Regions from separate parts of the Homo sapiens genome. Here region 2 is linked to region 1. The links are chromatin loops, found by intact Hi-C in ENCODE. Cell type or tissue: mesothelial cell of epicardium. All regions are shown on one strand.

Region 1 (2,500 bases):
CCTTTTAGTTTTGCAGGGTTTTCTCACTGGATAAAAAACTCAGGCCCTAAAGTAACAAAGCTGGTTTCCATGGGTGACTTGGCCCTGAAAATAATTTCAAAGGAATGCTTGTCCTACAAATTTTGAGATTTTGGAGTGTCATACAAATGTTTCCAAATTGACTGTGAAAGACAAGCCGAGTGTGAATAATATATTCTGTTGTAGTCTTCAACAAAAGTTGCTCTCTAGATACTTGGTATGTTTAGTTGACATAGAAAGTTGAAAGTAAAGAAAATAAGGAGAAGAAGAAATAGGAATAAAGTATGAAGCCACAGAGAGAAAAAAATAACTCTTCATCTGGATTAAGCTTGGCTTCAAACGTTTAAATTGTCATGTCTAATGATATTGTGAATACCTCCTTTTGAGACTGAATTAAAAATTTCTAAGGGACTCGTATAAGAAGGTTTGGCAATCTTTGGGAATGAGGTAGTTATTCTTCATGGCCAAATCTAGGCTGGCAGTGATGTAACTTTCTCTCCAAACTGTCCATTACTGTATGTGGTTTGGTCTGGCTGACCCACAGGTAACACAGTACTTGGCTGTGACACACAGTACTCCCTTTGACACACCTCAGAGCTTCATTTCCTTTCTAATTTTTTTGCCTCATGGCCAAGAAAGTGGGGAGCCTATTCTATACTTCTGCATGTTTTCCTTCCGATTGTGAATTGATTCTGATAAACAAGCCCAGTCCCAAGGCTTCTAGCGACATTAATCTCAAGAAATGTGGTAGGTGAAAGGAAATCTGCAGTAACTGTTTCTAATAGTCAAATATGTAATTATAAAATAATTTGGCTCAAAATTAAGAACATTCCCATAATGAACAGTATTTGAGTTAAAACAGAAGCTATGAGATTTCAGTCACACCATGTAGATCCAGCTTTGTGCTGTGCCAGAGTCAGCAAAGTTGCCCAAAGACGACACCTGTTAGGGCACACGTGATGGCTGGCAGAAATATTTGAAACCTCAGTTTAAACACAGATAGGAATAGGGAAAGAGATGACTGAAGAGCACCTGACAGAATTCAACAACCATTTAAAGATAAAAACTCTTAGCAAAATAAGAATAGAAGAGAACTTGTAAATCTGAAACAGTGCGAAGCAAAAAACCTACAGCTAACATCATACTTACTGAAGAACTATTGAAGACATTACATATAAGATAAGAAACAGGACAAAAACATCTGCTTTAATCACTTCTATTCAACATTGTGCTGAGAGCATGGCCATTATAATAAAGAAAAAAAAAACCCAAGAAACAAACAGCATAAAAATTTGAAAGAAAGAAATAAAACTGTCTTTAGTTACAAATGACATGATTGTATACATAGAAAATTTTAAGTGATCTGCAAAATAACTGCTAGAAATAACAAACGAATTTATCAAATTTATAGGATATAGATACAATAAAAATTTTTATATGCTAATAGCAAAAAATCTGAAAAGTGAAATAACAATTAATAGCATCAACACATAAACTACTTAGAAATAAACTTAACAAAATTACAAAACAATGCTAGAAGACATTTTTTTAAAGTTTAAATTAAGAGAGATATACCATAGTAATTGACTTTCTTTCTTGATTCAAGGCTCAGTATTGTTAAGATATCATTTCTCCACAAGTATAGCTGGGCATGGTGGCTCACACCTATCATCCCAGCACTTTGGGAGGCTGAGGCAGGAGGACTGTTTGAGCCCAGGAGTTCAAGATCAGCCTGGGCAACATAGTGAGATCCTGTCTCTGCAAAAAGTTTTGAAGAGTTAGCTGAGCGTGGTGGCACGTGCCTGTAGTTCCAGCTACTTGGGAGGCTGAAGTGGGAGGATTGCTTGAGCCCAGGAAGTCAAGGCTGCAGTGAGCTATGATTGTGCTACTGCAGTGCAGCCTTGGGGACTGAGCAAGACCCTCTCTGCCCCCCCCACCGCCCCCACAAAAAAAACCCACAAATAGATTCAGTGCATTCCAAGTCAAAATCCTAGTTTTTTTTTTAATAGAAGTTGACAAACTAGTTCTAAAATTCATATACAAATACAAATGAGCTACAGTAGCCAAAACAACCTTGAAAAAGAAACAAAGTTGAAAAACTTAATGGTATCTGACTTCAAGATTTTTTTGAAACTGTGGTAATTACTATATTGGGATCAAGATGGACAAATAGATCATTGGAATAGAAAATAATCCAGAAAGAGACTCAAATATATATGGTCAATTGATTTTTTGCAAAAGTGCCAAGCAAATTACGTGGAGAAAGAGGAGGTTTTTTTCAACAAAAGGCACTAGAATAATTGAATATTCATGTGCAAAAAAATTAACTTTGACCCATACTTCACACCATAGACAAAAATCAACCTAAAATGGATCATAGGCATAAATGCAAAACTTAAATCTACCAAACTTTGGGAAGAAAACCAGAAAATGAAATCTTTGTGACTTTGGTTTGGGAAAAGATATTTTTAGTTACAGCAAC
Region 2 (2,500 bases), 1.3 Mb after region 1:
TCTGCCCCGCTTCGAGCCCAAGAATGGGCTCATCCACGGCGTGGCCCCCAGGAACGGCTTCCGCAGCAAGCTCAAGGAGGTGGGCCAGGCCCAGTTGAAGACTGGCCGGCGGCGACTCTTCGCTCAGGAAAAAGAAGTGGTCAAGGAAGAGGAGGAGGACAAAGGCGTCCTCAATGACTTCCACAAGTGCATCTATAAGGTAGGGGCCTCCGCAGAGCAGCCACTCCCAGCTGCAGGAGTGCGGGAGGAATGAGAGAGGAAGTGGAGCGTGCTATGCACTGGACGGTGTGTTCTCTGATTCCCTGGGGTGATGAGGGGGCGGGCCACTGTGCTGGGTGATAGCGCTGTATTAGTCCTCTCGTGTTGCTGAAATACTACAGACTGGGGAATTCATAATAAACAGAAATGTACTGGCTCCTGGTTGTGGAGCCTGGGAAGTCCAATATCGAGGAACCTAGTGAGGGCCTTGTGGGTGCGTTGATGGGGCAGCAGGAGACCCAGTGAGGGAGGGGAAGTCCACTCCACGAAGATACCACGAGTCCATTCCGCCTGCCTAGGGCCTCGGGTTTCCTTTTCATTAACTGGCTTGCGTGTGCGTGTTGCATGCACGTGCACACATCTCCATATGCCAGGGATAAGTAACTGGGCTGCATGCTTCGTTTCCCCTGCTTCTCCAGTTCCGTTTCATCCTGGTGCTCGACAGCTGCCCAGATCCAGCTGAACTTCTCACTGGCTGGACCGTCAGTGGACTCTGTGCGCTTGTTTTCTCTGTTTTCTATCCGCTCACCTCACTGCCAGCCCAGCGTTGCCAGGTCCTCTCTGTGGAGAGCTATCCCTGATAAAGCCATCAAAATGAATCTCACCATTCACACGCTGTGGAGGGAAGAGCTGGGGAGAAACCAGCAAACTGAAACATGCAGCGTTTCCCTGTCTCCGCCAGGTCTCCCGGCAGCACACTCATCCTGAGGAGACTCGCCCCTCCAAGAAGCAGGGGAGGCAGAGTCCGTGGCTCTCCTCTTGGCAGCTCTCCCAGCTGTCCTGGCTCTGAAGCAAGGCTTGGGGTTTCCTCCCTTCTCCAGCCTGCCAGTGGGTAGCGGGGCACCCGGGGCCCAGCTGGCCGAGCTCAGCTAAGTTGAAGTCTCTGCTGAGTTTCCCGGCACAGACTTGTCCTCTGTGGTCCCAGTTCTGGATTCACTGGAAGGGAAGCGTTCTCTGCTCCAGCCCTCGTGAGCCTGGTGGGAGTGTGTGGCTAGTGGGTTTCGGCAGCATTGGGAATTGGCTGTTGGTTATCACTAAACACCACCATACCCTCAGGTGCCCACGGCTGCCTGACTGCAGGCTCTGGCCTGGCCTTGTAGTTGAGGCAATGCGGGCTTCTGATACCATCACACATCTTAGAAATACGGAGGAAGGGTTGACTTGACTCCTGGCGTTGCTGCTTCACTTTAAGTCCAGGCCCTGCAGACCCGCCTCAGGCTGCATCTCATGTCCTTGCACACTTCTCTGGAAAGAGGTACCCAGTTTTTCTGGCCTGAGACCCTGAGAGGGTTTGGCTCCCTTTTATCTGAGTCTGCTCTCCCATTGCCCAAGGCTGCCTGGTGGGGATGCGGTGTGGGGGTTGCTGGATGCAGCCTGCCAAGTGTGACCCAGAGACTGTAAGCTCTGAGGAACTTTATTTGGTGTTTCCTGAATGTTTTACTGAGAAGCCTTTGTCAAGTAAAGCCACTCAGTGAATCCTGTGACTGAATAGCCAACTGGTGAAATGAGAAACTGTCAACGTTTTTACTTTTTACTGAAGGAGGCCAATTCTGTGAGCGTATGTTTGATTCAAATAAGAGGTTTGGATTTGTTTAAATCCACCCCGTCAAGGGTATTTCTAGATTTCATCACGGAAATATAGTGGAGCTCTGCGTGGTGGCCATGGCGAAGCCCCCAGCAGCCGTGTGCCCACGGGTAGGGACCGTGAGCACGCAACTCTCTGTGGCACCGGTGTCCTGGCTGCTGACTTTGGTCTGCTGGTGTCATCCTCACCTCCACTCATTGCACTCTGCCTTGGTGCAGAATTCAGTCCCTCCTTTTTTATATTTACAAGAAACAGACTATCAGGAGCGGCTTGGAATTTGCATGGAAGTACGTTCCTGTAGTTAGAACCCCATCTAGTTCCTTTGCTGCAGGAGAGAAAGGCACAAGCCAATGTCTCCATGCCGACTACGACTGTGGACCCAATGGCAGAAAGCATCTGCTGCTCCCTGTTGTGGCCCTATCACTTCTAGGGGGACGCTGCGGTGTCCAGTGCTCCGCAGGGAAGCCTTCCCTGACCACCCTCCCCCACTCTACATGACACCTGGCACCTCCTCCCATCCCATATTTGTGTGTTTGAGGCCTGTGTCTTCCCCAGACTGAATGGAAGCTCCTCGAGGTTTTGTGTGTTTCATGCACTGCTCTGTCTCCAGCCCCTAGGATTTGACCTAGTACACCATAGGTGCTCAGGAGATATTTC

The links. A loop is a pair of places that touch in the nucleus more often than their neighbours do. Peaks named below come from ENCODE experiments on the same cell type or tissue, not always from the same donor. Only the 100,000 strongest peaks of a DNase experiment are listed, where the experiment ranks them.
Region 2: it touches region 1 in a loop (19-fold over the local background); 1 of 110 quality-filtered maps calls a loop at or near these places.

What each region holds. Positions count from the first base shown.
Region 1 is chr6:14,246,124-14,248,623 of GRCh38, forward strand. No RefSeq gene overlaps it. Among named protein-coding and RNA genes, the nearest start is that of LINC01108, 38 kb to the right of the region's middle. In mesothelial cell of epicardium, no CTCF peak of the experiment used is centred here; no DNase peak of the experiment used is centred here.
Region 2 is chr6:15,501,211-15,503,710 of GRCh38, forward strand. It overlaps JARID2 (jumonji and AT-rich interaction domain containing 2), which reads left to right. Exons shown (of 18, transcript NM_004973.4): 8 at 1-199. Among named protein-coding and RNA genes, the nearest start is that of DTNBP1-AS1, 44 kb to the right of the region's middle. In mesothelial cell of epicardium, no CTCF peak of the experiment used is centred here; a DNase peak (open chromatin) is centred at 1,031.